Regions from separate parts of the Homo sapiens genome. Here region 2 is linked to region 1. Evidence: chromatin loops called from intact Hi-C (ENCODE). Cell type or tissue: heart left ventricle. All regions are shown on one strand. Each heading gives the region's core, and the rest is flanking DNA. Links, peaks and the distances in the headings are about the cores only.

Region 1 (10,067 bases), core at 852-8,851:
ATGGGTTGAACGCAAATTTTCTGTTTTGACACACCAGTTACATCAGTAAAGAGTGACTAAAGAAAGAAAGGAATTAGCAAGTCCTTTGCAATCTAGAAACCTCCCAATCAGGATGCCATGCACCTCTAAGAATCTCTAGAGTTTTCAAAACAGGCCTCCCATAGAGGGATTCACAAAAACTGGAATGTTTCCTCCGTGAGAAGACAGAGCTGAGGCCAGAACACAGCTCGTTCTCCAGTATTCCCCATCTCTGAAAATGGCACCACTATCCATTCAGAAGCAAAGCATCATCTTTGACACTTTCCTGTCTCCTTCTCTGCCCTCATATACAGTACAACCCCAAGTCCTGTTAGGAGGACTCAATGAACTAATAATGCCTAAAAGTAAGCATTCAGTAGATGCCTGGTACATATTAAGTGCTCAATAAGTGGTAGCTGCTATCATTATCATGCAACATACCAGCCTCAGGATGGGCACCAAGCTATTCCCTTGGTTCCCTCAAACATATTAGTACGAGCTGACTTTTTCACAAGGAAAATGAACAAAGAGAAGAAGGAAATACTATAATTTACAAAACCACAGGCAGCATAAAAACAATCTGTCAGGATCAATTCCAGTTTAATCCTAGTGAAAAAACTAATAAACTTGGAGGACCCTCAAACAGTGTCTCTTGAAGGGATGGCACACTCACTCCTGATGACCTGACACAATCCTAGCGGCACTTTTGTCTGGTGTCTTCTCCACAACTCTCTGCCTGTCTTACCATGTGGTCTCCCTAACCCAGGAGCTTGGACTCTTGTCTCATTCTAGTACAAGTGTCAACTTCCCAACCCTTCCATTTACAACACACCAGTAGCTCTAGTCAGTGACACACAGCTAGTTCATAGCTGATAGGTAGAGTCACAATGAGTGAAGCATTTGCACCCCCTAGCAGGAGGAGGCCTTTAGAAGTCCATGATGGCAGCCCTGCTGTTGTAGATGATGTTGGGCCAGCTCCCCTTTTCCAGCTATCCCATTTCTACCCATCTCCCAGCTGTGAGTGCTGTGGTTAACAGCAAGGCTTCCTTGGATACTTGCCCTGGGCTGATGGGAGCCACCTAATTCAGAGTTGCATGGGAGGTTATACTTCCCCCTCACCAGCAGGAAGGACAGTCAGTGACCGATATGGGAATACATAAGTCCAACCTCTCACTCAAGATGGGATAACCCTGTGATGTGATTTATGCTCCAGAGCCCCCACATCCACTCTGAAACAGGTCAAAACTAGACATTGCCTTTCTTGCCCCCTACCTCTTCCCTATCCTGCTTTCCTGCCTCACAAGCCTTTCCAGAAGGGCATGCCCCCAATAAGTCACACGCCCTGAATCCCTGCTTCAGGCTCCACTTCTCATGTACCCAACCTAAGACACTCATCCACAGCTGGAACTTGTCTAATTGTTCCAATGTTCCTCCCAAACAGGGGTATCGCTTACAGAAATCCACAGATTCCAGACCTAAAATAGAATCTGGTCTTAATCGCATAGTAACCCAGACACACACAAGTTGCAGGCAGAAGAGCAGCCTTTCTTCATACTACTCTGCAGGCTCCTGGATTCTCACAGTTGGATCAACTGCTCTAGACAAAGGTGCCAAAGCCGGGGTTCTCTCCTGAGGACAGCTGATCACTGGCATGGAGAAAGCAGATTTCTGAGACCACAAAGGAGAGAAATGTTAGAGACAGTTGGAGCCTCCAGGGCAGGGACAATCACTCCTCAGGCTAGCATCATCTGGGGGCCGCATACACATCTGGTAAATTGATGTTGACCTAAGTAGTGAAGAGCTGGCAGAATGAAGAGAAATAAGATTTGATTCAGCAGAAATGGGCCATTCATCCACTTCAGTTCAAACTTTCTTAGTTCCCAACATCCCTATGGTCTTGTCAGGACAAACCATGACCATCATCAGTCTCTGCCACCTTCCAGTCATCTGACAATCTGCACCTCTCACTCAATGGAACATTATGCAAATTTCACATTCAACAATGGTCTGTTGGTGCTGTAATTGACATCCAGATTAGCCCTAAGAAAGGATTTCCTGACATTAGCAGAAAAATGTTCAACATTACCTAGAGTGGTTGGTTAATGTCATATTCCAACTAATGAAAATGTGAGCAATTCACCACCCCCACTACTTTTCAAGTGTTAGCGATTTGACTCACAAAATCAATCGGGAAAGAAAATGTCATTAAAGAAAAAGTGCCTTCATACCCCCAAATAAATGTTTTCTGAATGCTTTTCTCCCCTGCTCATCATTGGCCATCTGTCTGCGTAATGTTTGCTATTTAAGAATGTTCCTCCTCTAGGTCTCTGATGGCTCTGCTTTGCTGCTTTCTCCATCCCTCCTTTTTCAGCAGCCAGTCCTGCATGGCACTAAGAATGATTCCAGTAAGAGGAATTTAGGTGAAACCTAAGGAATGATTTTCTGGCTTTGAAAGATGTGAGACACTGGAAAAAAAAATAGTGGAGAGAAGTAGTGGAATCTCCATGGGAATGACCTTGGAGAACACTGACCCTCACAGAATCATAGATTCATGGAGTCTCAGGGCTGCAATGAATTTAGGGGCTTGCAGTCTCACCTCTGATTCAGAGCCTCAAGCCTTCTCTGCAGTATTTCTACCAAGTGCTCAGCTTGACCCAGTTTGCACACCACCAGCTTACCCTCTCTCAAGGCAGGCAGTTGGTTTTATGACAGGATAGCTTGAACTCTGAGAAAGTTCCAAATCTGTCTCCCTATATCTACCACCTCTTATCTCAGTCCCCAGGGGCCATATAGACCATGCCTGTCACTGTGTCCTTTAGAGGTCTGAAGTCACATCCTGAGGCCAAATAGCCCCACTTCTTCCAACTATTTCTCATGGGACTTGGGCTCCCTGTCCCTTCTTAACCTCCTCATTCCCCTGTAGAGATGTACCCGTGTGCCCTTAATGTATGGGGCCTCTAGGCTGGATACGTGTTCCAGACAGCAGAGAAGAGCAAAGCTGTTACATACTTGACTTGGTCTCTTTATCTCTATTGATACATCCCAAGTTCATGATGGCTTTCAGGATAGCATTTCTGCTCAGTGTTTCCTCTCTTTCCTTAGAAGGGATTTATATTGCTGGAGAGGTCAGCCCATTGCATTAGGATCTGTGCCTGGCGTGGTAGTTGTGTGACCCTGGGTAAGTGAGTCCAGCTGTCTGAACCTGTTTCCTCATCTGCGAAATAAGGATTATAAGAGTACCTACCTCATATGGTTGTCATGGGAAGTAAATGAGATAATGGATGGAAAATACATGACACATGGCAAAAGCTCAGTATACATTAGCTCTCTTTCCCTTTCCTTTCCTTATTTCTTGGCCCTAGGGCCTGGCTGACAGCTGGGGGCATCTCTAGGCCTGTGTGTGAAGGAAAAGCCGACGGGTGGAGTAACAGGACCGTAACCAGATGGCCCAGATTTCCGAGGACAAGCCTAATTTTAAGTATTCTGTTCTGTGATCAGATCATGTATTAGACAATCTGGCCCGATATTTTAGCTTGAAAAATATGGTCACTAGAATTGATGATGACATAGCGTGAATGCCCTAGCATAGACCAGCAGGCAAAAGATGGCAGAGCTTGGGTCCTAGTCAGGTAGCAGTGTGCTCACCCCGTGTGGTAAAATCAGGCAGTGATCCTATAAAGAGAACAGGTGGCAGGAATAGAAAATCAAGGCCTTCTCTCTAGTTCTAGGACCCAGCTTGGGCCCCTTCTTCACATATCTGTTCCCTGCTCTAGGGTGGGCTAGGCATGGACTGAGAGGGGCAGGACAATGCCATATGGAGGGAAAGCTGCCTACCCTTAGGTGGGACCCTGGGCCGAAAGTCAGTGGAGAGGGGAGCTTGCCCAGATACTTCCTCCAACTGCCTCTGAGCACTCTGCTCCTTCCTGCTCTCCTTTTCCTTTTCTCCTCTTGGATCACCTCCCTCTGCTTTCTATGTGTCTGTTTCTAGGTCTCACTAGTCTTTTGAACTCTGTGGCAAATTCTAGGTAGATCTCTGGGCAGTTTTCATGTATACTGCCCAAGGAAGGTCTTTCAACAAAAGAGCTGGAGTCTGGGAACCAAGGGGAGGATCCAGGCTGGGACTAGTCCCTGCTTGGTCACAAATTTGCTGTGTGACCTCAGGCAAATCACATCTTCTCTGAGTCTCTGTCCCCATCAGCAAGGTTTGGACTAGGTGACCTCTAAAGGTCCTTCCATCTAAAAAGTTCCACGATTTCAGTATGTGTGTGTTGATGCATCCCACGGAATCTCTGTACATCTTTGTTTTTCTTCAAACTGTCAGCCTATTTCTCTGTCTTTTTTCCCTCTCTCTTTCTCCCCCCTTCCTTTCTTCCCTCCCTTTCTGCAGTTCCCTCTTCCTCTTAGACTCTGTCAAGCTCCCCGACCTCTTTCTTCCTCTGAGATGTTCTGTGCTGCCTTTCACCATTGCTCCAATGCTGTTCTTCAGTAAGCACTTATTTATCCCAGCTCTGGGCACCCCTCTGCCACAGGGGTCCCATATGCACTCAGGGTACCAATCTGGCCAACTTAGGGCCTGAGAAAGGGGGACTGGGCAGCCGTAATAATTAACGCCTAGGCTGCCTACCATGGTCCTCTGCTGCCACCTGTCGTTAGTCCGGAGTGACACTGCTCTGGGGGCTGCTGAGCCCACAGGGGCCACTACCGCTGCTCTGGCCGACAGGAATCCATTACATGCAGTGTCCTGCCAGGCCTGATTTAAAGCTCATCCTGTAATCCGTCTTGCGCCCCCTCTGGGCCTGTCTCCGGTTTCCTAGCCTGTGAAATGGATGGAAGTTGTCTTCAGCTCTGGCAGAGAGAGGTGAGGAGTAGAGGCTCTAGGGACACCTGGCTTTGCAGCCTGCCCCTGTGCTTGTCCTGGTGGGTGACCTGGGGTGAATCCTTCCCCATCCCCTTCTTTGCAGCCTGCAGTATTGAAATGGATGATGTGGGAAGACATGGTTGAGAGAAAAGGGGCAAGATGGATTCCTGTCTTTCACACAAGCAGTACAATGCTGAGAAACTGGAAATGGACATACCCACTGCATCTACAAACCTTTGGCCAGGTCACAACTCCATCTTAGCAGCCAAGCCTTTCTATTCATTCACCCATTCACTTATTACTCACCCATTCATTCCACCAAGCAGCCTGGGGCTGTGGGAAAAAGCACTCAGCGGGAAATCAGAAGCCCAACCTTCTCGGCTCAGCTCAGCCACGGTTCTCCAACCTGGGCCAAGCCCGTATCTTTCTCTGAGCCTCCATTCCCTCCTCTGTAACATGAAGGGGTTGGGACAGACCAGGAGAAGTCTAAATTCCCTCCCTCATTCTGCCATTCTAAAGTGATGATTCTCCAATTGCAGGTGCCTTGCTAAGCACACTGGGTGATGAACAATTACAGATCCCCACTCAGAGGCCAGGGAAAACCTGCCTCATAGCCCCCAGACACCCTCCACTCACCTCCTAGACCTCTGGCTGGCCTTTTCAAAGCCCACCAATGAGCAGGCCCTTGCTAAGTTCCTCCTTTCTTCCCCCGGGGCACTGTTCTGGTGCCAACTGTCAGGTCATATGACAAGCACAGATGTCTAGACGTCATCTAGCCCTGGCCACTTGGGTTCATGAAAATCAGCAATTCCTGGCACTGAAAAGTCCTTAAGACTTCCTCCTGGCGATGCCAGCCCCAGCATCCCCAGAGACTTGAACTGGGGCCAGGATGAGCGGGCTGGAGCTGGTTGGCATCAGACTCAGAGTCCCAAACTCCTCCCTCGCCAGGTTTTAAAGCCACTGAGAACCCTGCTGCACAGCCATTGACATCTGAAAGGTTGCAAAGAAGCCTAGCTTGGGGACTGGTGGCTTCCTGGCCCAAGCTCTGCTCCCAGAAATACTCAGCTGAAGCCAGGGTCCCAGGCCAGCTGCATCATCTCAGCCTGGCTACACTGCCATCGGCAAGGTGCCATGCACAGAATTGCAGCCAGGTAGTGGCCTCCCAAAAGGAGCTGGCTGGTGGTGTCTGGGAGCTGTTCCTCATCTCCCCATCCCTGCAAACCGCCCCCAGACCTCAGCCTTTCATGAGGGAGGTCCTGCCCACATCTGCTGCTGGCCGTCACATCTGCAATGGATTACAAGGCTGGCCCAGGCTCAGGCCCATCCCAGATGTGGATTCCCCTGGAATGTGCCTTCTCTCTAATTGTCCAGCCTCTGAAGGGTCCGAGACCCCCTCCTCTTCGTCCACCCCTGCTGCACCCCAGTGAGCATGCTGAGGCCTTCCTCCTTTCCCACAGCTTGTGCCGGAACAGCCACAGCCGGGACCAGGGCCAGCCCAGTCGGGGGCTGCACTCTCCTCCAGCCTGGTCCATGGGGCTGGGGAGCGGGAGGTCTCAGCCCATCCCCCTCTTTTTTCCTGGGGCCAGGCACTGCAGGGCAGAGGGAGAATCTCTGGAAAACTCACTAGAGGTGAAAGAATTTGGCTCTGAAGTGCAGGCTCCCCTAATCCCTGGCCCTTCCTGGGAATGCCATTAACCTCCCTAGCCCCACTGATGGAAAGAACAGGTCTTCATTGGGCCAGGCCAGCTCCTCAAAGGCTCCTAAATGACAGCTTGGCTGGGCAAAGTGGCTCTTCTGGGTCCCAACCAGCATCCTCATGCCCCGGTGGGTTGCAACAGCCTCCCAAGTGGTGGCATGGGCCCCAGTCTCTCTCCTTTAACACGATCTCTCACAGGGCCTCCAGAGAAATTTTTAAGACACAAATCTTAGCTCGAACTTTGGCTTTGAAACCTAGCTCTGCCAAACTGTCTGTGTGGTTCTGGGCAACTGGTTTCACCTCTCTGAGCCTCAAAATCCTCCTACACAAAATGAAGACACGACTGTCATTATTCCTGGCTGAGATTTATTGAGCGCTTACTGCCAGCCAGGTTCTGTTTTAAGCACTTTACATGTCTTACCTCAGAAAAACCCTATGAGAAAGGTGCTATTATTGCCTCCATTTTACAGATGATAAAACTGAGCTGTTGAAAAGTTGCATATCATGCCCAAGGTCACTCAACTAGTAAATGGCTGAGCCAGGATTGAACCCAGGCTGACTGACACTTGAGCGTGTACACAAGAAGGATTTCATTAATAGAACCTAATATAATCTGTATTATTATTAAAAGCAGTAATCTGATTATCCCCCTGCTTAAAAGCCAGTCGCTCCCCAATACTTACAATATAAAGTTCAAATTCCCTAGCCTGGTCTTTAAGGTCCTTTAAAATTTAGTTCTGATCCAATTGTTTTGCCTTTGCTCATAGACCCCTTTACTCCAGCTATTTCAGAGCACATTTACCATTTCATCTAATTTGCATGCAATACCCCTGTGGCTGTGTGCACTGTGATTCTCTCTGCCTGGAATCCCTTTGCCCTGTACACCTGCAGCTCTCCTACTCATTCTTCAGGACTCAAGACAACTGTCAGCACCCCTGTGAAGCCTTTCCAGATAGCTGATTCCTCCTTGGTGCACTTGTAACATTTTGCCCATGTATCTATTATCATACTTTTTACACTGTATTCTAAGGGCCAAGTCTCCTCCTCTCTCTGGAGCATCAGTTACCCTGGTGGGTGAATGAGTGGATGGTTTCTAAAGGCCCTTTCAGATTTGCCTTACCATGGCCTTGAGGTCAGTGTCTGAGTGAGCTCTGGGCTGGCTTTGGTCCCAGCCAACAGCTTGGGAAGATGTACAGAGAAGCAGAAAAGAGACGACTTGGGAAGGCGGGGTGAGACCCTGAGTCCTGCCACCACTTCTCCCTTTCTTCCTGCCAAACCTCTTTCCTCACCTTCCAAACCCCCCTGAAAAAATCCACTTCCTCCAAACAGCTTATCCTGCCCCTCCAGTAGTACCAGAAGTGGCTCATCCATTCCACAGCACTCCAACCCAGGCACAACCGCCTCCACTATACCTCCCCTAGGACAGATCTGCTCCTGTAGTTTGTTCTTTAGCTTAGGGGTGTCCCAGCCAGGGATCTTGGCTCATACATCTGTTTATCTGTAAGTCTGTCCATACTTTCTTTAGAATTGGTGTCCTTCATTTGGAGGACCTGTGTTCAGAGAACTGACCCAGGCCAGAAGGCCCAGGTGAGAGCCCAAACCAGGTCTCAGGGTTACAGAGTTCTTCTTTCTCCCAGGCATGAGCCAGAGAGAGAGAGACAGGGTACATCAGAGCTGGAGGCCCTTTAGGGCTCATCTGGTCCACTGCTGTGCCCCACCTTTCCCCCAGTGGTACAGCTGGGAAATCAGGGCTCAGAGCTAATTAGAGGTTCTCCAGCTAATCAGAGGCAGAGTGGAGAGTAGAGCTCTCTCCACCGCACCACCAAATCCTCAGGTCCTTTAACCCCTTACCTCAGGGTGACACCCTGAGCTGCTTTGGTTGGAGTCAGGGAGAGGGCTAAGAATTCTCAGTTCAGTCACGTCTCTCTGGGCCCCCTTCAAATGTCTTTCTTCCAGGAAGCCTTCCCAAATTATCCCCACTCCCATTTCATTCTGCCCACCTCGCTGCTGCCCATCTTCTCAGCACACTGATGTCCCTGCTCTCCCCTCTTCCACATGGTATGGGATGTGTCCTTCCTGTGGTCTCTGTACCATCTCCACTCCTAAAATAACCGAAGGACTGAGAGACAGATTTACTGACTTAGTGATTGCCTAGCTGGCATGGCTGGTTGAGAGCAGTGGACTGTCTGGCTGTCTGACTGAATGACACTGTCCTGCTGGCCACTAGAGACTGATGGTTGATGGACAGGCTGACTGACAGACAGATGAGCTGACAGACTGACCAACTCTAGGAAGACCCCAGAGGGTCCAAGAACACAGCACACCAAACAGAGGGGCAACACATAATGAGAGTCCCTCAGCAAGGCTTTTGTCAGGACACCTCCAGCAGCCTGTCACCAATGAGGAGGGGAGGGAGGTAGTGGAGGGATAGGGTGGCAGAGGAGCTAATGAAAACCAGATGTGCTGCTGGTCTGCCTCAGTGAGGGGACCAAGGTGAGGACTTGACCTGGCTCCTGGCACTAGGACCTTCTTGGTGGGCACTTTGCAGAAAAGCAGGAAAAAACCCAGGGGGTTGGGTGTCGGGGGCACTTTCCCTTTAGCATGCAGAACTGCATCTGGGCCTTCAGGAAGAGGAGCCTCATACTTTTCCCTGTCATATCCTCCATCCAGTTGACATTTTAAAATAATAGACTCAGTCTGGCTTTTTACAAAGGAACAGGGCCCCCAGTAGGCTCACAGGATTTTGAGCTGGTTCCTATTAAGTTCTTTGCAATTGGAAGGCACTCCATTTCTCAGGCAAACCCTCAACCTTTTGCTGACAGGTGGAATTGTGTTTGGGGGCTGCTTTCTCATGCTTTTCAGGGTTGGTCATTTCATCCCTTCTGTGTCTGTCACTGTACTCCTGGGAGGGGACGTGCCTTCCCTAAAGAGATCCATTTGCCCACAGGAAAGAAGGCTCACGCTCCTGCGGGTGAAGGTATTGGGTGAGTCTCTGGGAAGTCCATTCCCTTCCACAGTCTTACAAAGAAGAACAGGCTGGGGCTGAGAGAGAGGACCCTGGAATCTGAGAGTGCAAAAAAGGGAGGAAATCCTGCTTCCAGACTGCTGGGTCCATGGTCAGTCACACATAATTGCAGTCATAACGAACACATTTGAAGCTCACAGGCCTGTGCAAAACAATGTGATTAATAAGGGAAGACATAAAGCAAATGAGCACCCCAGACAAGCAAATTGTTTTCAGGGCCATGAAGCCAACCAGAGGCTAGGCTGCCCTGTTGGCCACCTCACTCCCCACCCCATGCCTGACCCACCAACTTCTGGTCTTTCCCATTTATCTCTCCCTGGCAAGCACAAGCTGTTACCCACAGTCTAGGCAGAGGGAGGGGCAACAAGGGAGGGGACAAGGCCATAAGCAGTTTTCAGTGATGGACAAAGGAAAGGGCCTGACCTTGGAATTAAGGGAGTTCTAGTCCTAGCCTTTCTGTGGATCAATTC
Region 2 (10,067 bases), core at 721-8,720, 330 kb before region 1:
AAATAAATATAGTATTGGATTTTTAATAATTCATTTTTATTTTAGAGCGGTTTTTGATTTACGGAAAAGGTACAAATAAAACATTAAGAGTTCCCATATATTCCACATCCGGTTTCGCCTATTAACATCTCACATTAGTATGGTACACTTGTACAACTAATGAGCCAATATTGATACATTGTTATTAACTGAAGTCCATAATTGATTCACATTTCCTTAGTTTTTACTTAATGACCATTACCTGTTCCAAAATCCCATCCAGGATATATAACATTACATTTACTCATCACCTCTCCTTAGGCTCCTCTTTCTTGCAACAATTTCTCAGACTTTTCTTGCTTTTGATGACTTTGACAGTTTTAAGGAGTATTGGTCTGGTACTTTGTAGAATGTTCCTCAATTTGAATTTGAAAAATCATGATTTTTTTTCTCATGGTTAAAATGGGGAATGGTTCGTTGTAGATTCTGGATATTAGCCCTTTGTCAGATGAGTAGGTTGTGAAGATTTTCTCCCATTTTGTGGGTTGCCTGTTCACTCTGATGGTAGTTTCTTTTGCTGTGCAGAAGCTCTTTAGTTTAATTAGATCCCATTTGTCAATTTTGGCTTTTGTTGCCATTGCTTTTGGTGTTTTAGACATGAAGTCCTTGCCCATGCCTATGTCCTGAATGGTAATGCCTAGGTTTTCTTCTAGGGTTTTTATGGTTTTAGGTCTAATGTTTAAGTCTTTAATCCATCTTGAATTGATTTTTGTATAAGATGTAAGGAAGGGATCCAGTTTCAGCTTTCTACATATGGCTAGCCAGTTTTCCCAGCACCATTTACTAAATAGGGAATCCTTTCCCCATTGCTTGTTTTTGTCAGGTTTGTCAAAGATCAGATAGTTGTAGATATACGGCATTATTTCTGAGGGCTCTGTTCTGTTCCATTGATCTATATCTGTTTTGGTACCAGTACCATGCTGTTTTGGTTACTGTAGCCTTGTAGTATAGTTTGAAGTCAGGTAGTGTGATGCCTCCAGCTTTGTTCTTTTGGCTTAGGATTGACTTGGCAATGCGGGCTCTTTTTTGGTCCCATATGAACTTTAAAGTAGTTTTTTCCAATTCTGTGAAGAAAGTCATTGGTAGCTTGATGGGGATGGCATTGAATCTACAAATTACCTTGGGCAGTATGGCCGTTTTCATGATATTGATTCTTCCTACCCATGAGCATGGAATGTTCTTCCATTTGTTTGTATCCTCTTTTATTTCATTGAGCAGTGGTTTGTAGTTCTCCTTGAAGAGGTCCTTCACATCCCTTGTAAGTTGGATTCCTAGGTATTTTATTCTCTTTGAAGCAAACAAATTTACAAGAAAAAAACAAACAACCCCATCAAAAAGTGGGCAAAGGACATGAACAGACACTTCTCAAAAGAAGACATTTATGAAGCCAAAAAACACATGAAAAAATGCTCATCATCACTGGCCATCAGAGAAATGCAAATCAACACCACAATGAGATATCATCTCACACCAGTTAGAATGGCAATCATTAAAAAGTCAGGAAACAACAGGTGCTGGAGAGGATGTGGAGAAATAGGAACACTTTTACACTGTTGGTGGGACTGTAAACTAGTTCAACCATTGTGGAAGTCAGTGTGGCGATTCCTCAGGGATCTAGAACTGGAAATACCATTTGACCCAGCCATCCCATCACTGGGTATATATCCAAAGGACTATAAATCATGCTGCTATAAAGACACATGCACACGTATGTTTATTGTGGCACTATTCACAATAGCAAAGACTTGGAACCAACCCAAATGTCCAACAATGATAGACTAGATTAAGAAAATGTGGCACATATACACCATGGAATACTATGCAGCCATAAAAAATGATGAGTTCATGTCCTTTGTAGGGACATGGATGAAATTGGAAATCATCATTCTCAGTAAACTATCGCAAGAACAAAAAACCAAACACTGCATATTCTCACTCATAGGTGGGAATTGAACAATGAGAACACATGGACACAGAAAGGGGAACATCACACTCTGGGGACTGTTGTGGGGTGGGGGGAGGGCGGAGGGATAGCACTGGGAGATATACCTAATGCTAGATGACGAGTTAGTGGGTGCAGCGCACCAGCATGGCACGTGTATACATATGTAACTAACCTGCACATTGTGCACATGTACCCTAAATCTTAAAGTATGATAATAAATTTAAAAAAAATGGGGAATGGGTCCCAGGAGGAATATCACAGAGGTGAAATGCCCTACTCGACACATCTCATCAATGGTACAGGCTGTTAACTGATAATGTTAACTTTGATCATCTGACTGAGGCAGTGTTTGTCAGGTTTCTCCATGTTACTTTTTTCCCTCTTCTGTACTCTTTGGAAGGAAGTCACTATGCCCAGCCCATATTTACAGAATGGAGAATTATACTTTACCCCCTTGAGGGGGGAGATAATACTGGATTTTAACCCATAGAATAAAATAAATATCAACTTAAGGGTGGAGGGTGGGAGGAGGGTAAGAGTTGAGAAACTACCTATGCTTACACATGGGTGATAAAATAATCTGTGCACCAAACCCCCATAACACACAATTTACCTATATAGCAAACCTGCACATGTACCCATAAAACTAAAATAAAAGTTAAAAAAACTGAATAAACAGGGGAGAAGGGGGAACTTTCCCTTACAGTAAAATTGCAATCAATATGCATAGAAAGAAAGAGGAAAATAGATAATTGTCAGGAAAGCACCACTACAATAATGGTGGATCCACTGATGAATGCTACAAATTGTGGGTGAACGTTTGAGGAGAAACAGGACTTGCATAGTCCCAAGATATTTATCAACTAAAAAGGGAACTATAGTAACTTTATAGTGGATAAACCCTGCACACATCAGCTTAACCAAGTGATCAAGGTAAACACCACTAGTCATAAGACACATGGACATTATGAGCCTCTTGCTGTGGTGTGCTGAGATGGACCCAACACCATTTCTGTGGTATTCTTGCCAAAAATTATAGCCTCCCTCAGGTCATGAGAAAATATCAAGCAAACCTCAATCAAGGGACTGTCTATAAAATACCTGACTAGCACTCTTCAAAAGTATGAAGATCATGAAAGATGACAAAAGACTGAGGAACTGTCATAGATTGGAAAATACTAAGGAGAAGTAACAACTAAACGCAATGTGGGATTCAGGACAGGATCCTGGAACGGAAAATAAGATGTGACGGGGGAAAATAGGGAATTCCAATAAGATCTGTAGTTCAGATAATAGTACTGAACCAATGTTAATTTCTTGGTTTTGATCACTGTACCATAGTTATGTAAGATATTAATATTAGGAAACTAGGTGAGGGGTGTACGAAAGCAATCTGTTCTATTTTTTGCAATATTTCTATAAGTCTAAAATTAGTTCAAAATAAAAGGTTTTAAAAGTTGCAATGTAAAAGATTTAGGGCAGATACCTGGAAGGCCTCTGGTGGCAGAAACATGAGATGTTTCAGTGGATTTTTGAAGGGTGCTTGTCTCAGGCAGTTAAGGAAAAGAGCCTGGGTGTTTAGCCCTTGGGTCCTCAAACATCCTGGTGCCTCTCTCTGCATTTGGGGCTGGGAGACCTCCTCTCTTCTGGGCAGTCTCCCACAAAGATTTGTTCAACGTAGTGGCCTGTGGTTGGTCAACTCCCCTGTATCTCCAGACCACCCCCACCCCCCCAACCTTGTGTCACCGGCTGAGACTGCAATCCCCACTCCCTGTTTCTTCTCTCTAATATAGCACTGGTGGGGGGAGGGGGTGGGGAAGCAGCCCTGTGTGTGTGTGTGTGTGTGTGTGTGTGTGTGTGTGTGTGTGTGTATAGCAGGAGAGCTGGGGATTCCCATCCTAGAGGATGGAGGTGGCCGAGGTGAGGCTGAAGCAGTTGGGGGAAGGCTTAGCAGGCAGGCGAGCGGCTGCTCCAGAAAGAGGGCGGCTCAGACAGTGGTTAGCTGCGGAGTGGGGCTTAGCAGAGGGAAGGGGGAAAGGGAGGGGGCTCTCCTTCTCAAGGGGCCCTTTCATGTTGAAATCAGCCAGCGTGAATGCTGGCGGCCCAGGAGCCCAGCCGGGGGAAATGTGAGAGCCCCCTTATCTCCCCTCATGTCACAGTGCCGTCTGCAGTTCTCAGCCGGGCCAGAGAGGATGCATTAGGAGAAGTGTTGGTGGGGGATGGGGGAGAGAATGCTCCCATCAAGACCTAGGGCTGGGCCCACTTAGTTAAGGGGAGGTTGGAGGAAGCAGGTTCCAGACTGTCCTGCTGCTGGAGGTGGGGGTGGACTGGAGTGCCCTGCATCTCGAAGCAAGGAGAGCCAGCAGGCTTTGGGGCCTAGGGTGGTGGATTTGGCAGGAATCAGAAAGAAGGCCTCAGGTTCCACCCCTATCAAATGCCAGAATGCCCTATACAGCATGCCTCTGGTCTGCTCTGGGAGTGCAGTCCTTGCCCACACACCTGCAGGAGCAAGGAGCCCACTCCCTCCTGGGAGAGCTGGGAGAGTCAGGCCATGGGTTCCACCCCTGGATTCAGTTCTCGTTTCTGGGTAGGAAACCTGGAACATTTGACTAGGAAAGCCAAGGCCTCACCTTTCCCAGGACACTCTCAGCCCAGGAGTGACCCCTGCTGTTCAAACAACCTTTAAGGCAGAGGACAGAGCCATTAGCTTCCCATGGCTTGGACTGGGTGGTCCTTCCTGCCCCTTCCAACCCTGCAATCTTGTTTCTCTGAGATGGGCTGTGTGGTTCTTTGTAAATCTGCTGTTGCAGGAGGGAGGTGGGTGAGGCCACATCTGGACTGTGGGGGCCTTGTTGGCTGGAGCTGTCAGCAGCCAATGTTTTCACAGACACCATTTGCCCGTGCAAGTTCCCGGCCCCCAACACACTCCCACTGCCCAGGGCCCCAAGCCTCCTCCCTGCAACAGCACAGGAACCCAAGGGAGCCCTGGGTCGACTCCAGGATGACCTAAACCTTTAGGTCATCCCAGAAGCCTCTGCTGCCCAAGAGAGGGAAGAGCTGAGATGCCACGGGGCCATGTGGAGGTGTGGGTACAAACAGGACAAGGTGAATGAGACAATTTGAGGAGCCCCTGGAGACAGCTCAGTGCACAGGGCTGTAGACCTCTGGGATCTGCCTCTCGCTTTTTCTTTTTTGTTTGTTTGTTTGGTTGTTTGTTTTCGGGGGGGTGGTTCTTTTGAGACAGAGTTTCACTCTGTCACCCAGGCTAGAATGCAGTGGTGAGATCGTGGCTCACTGCAGCCTCGACCTACTGGGTTCAAGCTATCCTCCCACTTCAGCCTCCCAAGTAGCTGGGACTACAGGTGCATGCCACCACACCTGGAACATTTTTGTATTTTTTTGTAGATATGGAGTTTTGCCATGTTGCCCAGGCTGGTCTCCAACTCAAATGATCCGCCCGCCTTGGCCGCCCAAAGTACTGAGATTACAGGCGTGAGAGCTGCCGTGCCCATCTTGTCCTGATTTCTCCCAGAACCTTGCTGGATGACCTTGGGTCAGTCTGTTCCTCTGTCTCCCCAAGTGTCCAATGGGAAGAATTCCTCACCACCTGATTGAAAATAGCCTTAGCTTCTTCTGTGAAAATAGCTCCTTCACAGCATGTACCTCTATTTGAGCTCTTCTGTCTCCCCCACTAAAGCACGATCTCCATGAGGGCAGGGGCCCTATGCCCTGGGCATCCAGAACAGGGGGGCAATGGGTCTTAAAGGCCTTCTCAGTGCTGGACACTCTCATTGCATTTGTTCCAAGCAAGATTCAGGGTTTGAGCCAGGGACGGAGGAACCATGTTCTGGGGGTGGCAGAGGAGAATTTTCTCCTGGAGCTGCGTGAGCATAGTGGGCCACATGGTGGGCTCTAGGATGCAAAAGGCTAGGCTAAGGCCCCCTGGGAAGGGGAGACAGGCCTGAGATAGCTGCCAGGGCACGAGACCTACCAGAGGCTGATCCAACCCAGCCAGGAGATGGGCTGTTTCCAGATGGGCTCTGTGATTCCTCCAGGCGTCCTCAGCACCAAGCTCAGGACCTGGCAAGGAAAAGGGATTCTGGCAGTGTTTGATGGTTAGCAACAGTTAACTACTCACCATTTATGCCTGCCTTGGCACCTCCCAGCTTTGCCTGTGGGACTCTCTAGGTGGGCCTGGCCATCTCCTACAGGCTAGCTGTGCTTTATGCATCATTACATTGCCCTCTCACAGCAGTGGGGTAGGTACTATAGTACTATCCCTGTTCTACAAATGTGGAGACAGAGACACAGAGAAGTTTAGCGACTTGCCCAGGGATACACCACCACCAAGGTACAGAGCCAGGATTTGAGCCCAGGTCCATGCTGTCTTATTTACCCTGTTGCCTTCTGTAAAACATGTTCAGAGATCCAATTTGACCAGACTCAGCACCTGGGTCCCACACTCCGACGTTCCCACACATTTTTGCTGTCTCACTGCATTCCTACCCCCAGCCTGTGTGGTGAACAGGGCAGGCACTATCATCCCCACTTCACAGACAGGAGAATGGCTTGTGGTCACCCAGCCAATAAATAGCAGCACTAGGACCTGAGCCCAAGTCAGCCTCGTTTTAGAGCCTTGCTTTTTGCCTTCAACCAGGCTAGTCCTATGCTCTTAGACCCCACTCACTCCCTAGGGCTCTCCCAGCCTGCATTCAATACCACTGATGCCACAAGCACCCCAGGAACCTAGCCCTCAGTATAACCTGCTCTTTTCACCCTGGCCACAAGGCCCTTTCAGCAACTCCTGCTGAACCTTCAGTGGGGAAGCAGGTGATGGGGGGTGGGGGGCAGGTGGCCATGTCATGGAACAGACAAAGAAGGCAAACTGTGGGGCCCTACAAAGGTCTCTGCAAAGATCTCTGACCGAAGGCAGCTGCAACTTAACTTTTGCTCAGAATCAAGCCTCAATTCAACGAATATGTACTGAGTATCCACAATCCACCTGGCATTTCAGAAAATGCTTTTCTAAACAGGCAGTTGCCATCAGTCAAGCGCTTGCTATATGACAAGCAGGCATTGTGCACAATCCATTGAATCTTCACAGATCCTTCGAAGGGTGCTACGAACATGGACCCCATTTTGCAGGTGGGTAAAGTGAGAGTTAGAAAAGCCAAACCGCATGCCCAAAGTCTCCAAGGTAGAAAGTGACAGATCTGGGAACAGAATCTAGGCCTGCCAGACTAAAACATCTATGTTCTTAAGCCCTGTGTTATCTGTCTCCGAAGGGGAGTGCCCTGCCTGGGAAGCACGAATGACAGCCAACTGCATTAAAAGCGGGAAAACAGAGAAAATGCAGGACAAGAAAGAGAGCCCTAGCGAGGGGCCAGCTCACTTCCAGAGGACACAGGGGCCATGGGAACATGGGGGTGCCTCCCCTCAACATCCTACCACAGACTTATCAAGCCTAGGAGCCCCAGGTTTGGCTGAGGTGGGGCTTGCTGAGTGTGTGAGGGCTCTACTGGCACTACCCATTGGAGCTGAGGGGCCCAGAGCATATGGATGACAGTGCAAAGGGCCCAGAGAGAACAAAGGAGGTGGGACTGGGGAAGGGGGATGTTCAGAGAAATTCTGGGGGGAAATCATGGGAAAAGCTTCCAAAGCAAAGAATGATGCCTTTTGCTTTGTAAATCAGGACGTACTTGTAGGACAGAAGCAAGAGACCAGAGGGGCAAGAGCCTGGCTCAGCAGAATGCTGGCAGACAAAAGGAGTCAGGCCTCTCAAGCTTTGTCAGGCAACTGACACAGACTCTTGACGAGGGTGAAACAAGCTCTCAAATGGGACCTGAGGGATCTGAAATTGCATAGTTAGAAAGGGGGCAGATTTGAGTTGTGAACACGGGCTTAATCTGGTTTCAGAGCCTGTCTTAGTTCAGGCTGTGATAACAAAATACATTAGACTGAGTCATTTATCAATAATAGAAATTTATTGCTCACAGTTCTGAAAAGTCCAGGATCAAGGTGCCAACAGACTTGGTGTCTGGTGAGGGGTGACTCTCTGCTTCCAAGATGGCACCTTCTAGTTCTAGTTGTGTCCTTACATGGTAGAAGGGCAAAAAGGCTCCCTCAAACCTCTCTTAAAAGGGCACTAATCCCATTCATGAGGGCTCCACCCTCATGCCCTAATCACCTCCTAGCAGCCTCATCTTTTAATACTATTGCACTGGAAATTAAGGTTCAACATATGAATTTTGGAGGACATAGCAGAGCCCATGCTCTGAAATGTCCCCAAAAGCAGACTATCGGGGAGAAAAGCCTTGGGTGGTGGCAGTACAAGGAGTCCCAGAGCCCAGAGCTGTATGCCTGAGGCCTGGGTATCTCGGCCCCCAGAATCCCTTGGACAGCAGTAGCCCCTTCCTAGAGTTCCCTGGCAAATACAAGACACTCTGGGCTGGGAGGGAGGTGGAGAACATCTAGTCCAAACCCATCCCTCCATTCATCTTATACTGAAGTCATCTCTGCAACATCCACGTTGAGTGGGGTTTCACTGGCAGAAATAGGAAACGGCACTCCAGGCTGAGTGCACAGCCTGAGCAAAAACATGGTGCTTAGAGAGGCCATGGTGGCTGCAGGGCAGATGACATTAGTGTGGCTGTAGCAAGACTGCTGGGAGGGATGGAAAGGAATGTGGGAAGCCAGCTGAGTCTTGGGCTGAAAAGGACCACCAAGATTCTCTAGACCAGGCCCTCACTCTGAGCCATACCATCAGTGTCTGCTCTCCTTTCCCCCGGCCACCCTGCAGGATTTGAGAAGCTAGAAGTTTCCTTACAGTCCATCTAGCCTGGGTCCTTCATTTGCAGATGGAGAAATTGAGGCTCAGAGAGAGACAGTGACTCATGCTAGGGCCCACAATCAGTCAGCCCTTTTGCGGACATTCAGTAAATATCCATTCATTTGAAGCTTAGTTCTGAGCAAAAGTGCAGAGAGCCTTTAGTCAGAGAACTTTGTAGATGTGCCGTAATCTTTGCTCCTTCAGAGCAAGCATCCCTAGCTTCTGGGGCCACTCCTCAATACTTAGAAACTGCCTACATATGGCACATAGTAGGAGCTCAACTCGCATTTATTAAATGAATAAAAGCTTGGGTAAGTCAATGGTAGGGACATTAAGACAGCCATGTGGGCACACAGCCAAGGGGACAGTGGGAGCTGAAATCGAGCCCACGCTGCACTCACTAAGCCATGTGCCCTGGTACAAGGCTGCATGCATCCAAAGGAGGTGCTTTTTGCCACCTTGCACTATGACACTGTATAGGCTGGTGACAGTGCTGGGGACTTCAGAAGGCCAAGGAGTCAGTCTCCTCTGTAGCCTGCTCTCCTCTAAACAGGCATCCATTTGGCCATGACCCAGCCACCACACCTCCAGAGGGATACCCAGTGAGTAGAAGAGATGCCTCCCTTGCACCCAGCCCCCAGCCATCAGCTGATGCAGGAGCTCTTCAGGCCACCAGGTCCGGTTGCTGACTCATTGAGTTTCCAGTCAGCTAATCCCCAATCCTTTTCTGCTCACTCCCTTGCTCACCACCTCATTACACACCAGCCTCTGGTGGGAATTCTTTCCCCTGACATATCTTCCAATTGCATGTGCTTAGTAGGTACTGCCCTCCTAGAGCCTTGAACAGTGAGAGGGCAGGGCATTGACGGGTGGGGAAATTGAGGCTTAGACAGGTTAAGTAACTTGGCCAATGTCACCCAGCAAGAACATCCCAATTTGGATTTAAACTGAGATCTATCTATTCCAAGCCTTAAGCTTTGCCCAGGGCTCTCCCTCCAGATGCCAGGGCGGGGCAGTCCCACTGGAAAAGTGCCTGATGGCAGATGCTTCTCCATCCTCTCTGGTACAAGGCATCTGTGTCAAGTTGACATCAGAATGTCTGGCCGTGTGTTGTACATGCCACCTGTGTGACTCTAGGCAGGAGCTCCCACCTGGCTTTTTAGTAGGGGACAGATGGACTTTTGTTCCGCCCACCAACCCTGCTACTTAGAGCTATGGCGGGACTTTTGAGAGCAGGGCTGGACTTGGTTGGGA

The links. Hi-C counts contacts between places; a loop is a spot of excess contacts. Peaks named below come from ENCODE experiments on the same cell type or tissue, not always from the same donor. Only the 100,000 strongest peaks of a DNase experiment are listed, where the experiment ranks them.
Region 2: a loop joins it to region 1, with 4 times the contacts of the local background. A loop is called at or near these places in 3 of 110 quality-filtered maps.

What each region holds. Positions count from the first base shown.
Region 1 is chrX:69,383,092-69,393,158 of GRCh38, forward strand. No RefSeq gene overlaps it. Among named protein-coding and RNA genes, the nearest start is that of NALF2, 120 kb to the right of the region's middle. RefSeq lists a silencer at 4,562-4,611. In heart left ventricle, for the core only: a CTCF peak has its summit at 4,668; no DNase peak of the experiment used is centred there.
Region 2 is chrX:69,056,231-69,066,297 of GRCh38, forward strand. LOC105373242 (a long non-coding RNA gene) reads right to left here. Exons shown (of 6, transcript XR_001755876.1): 5 at 5,976-6,064. Among named protein-coding and RNA genes, the nearest start is that of PJA1, 100 kb to the right of the region's middle. RefSeq lists an enhancer at 4,521-5,422. In heart left ventricle, for the core only: a CTCF peak has its summit at 4,652 (motif pointing left); no DNase peak of the experiment used is centred there.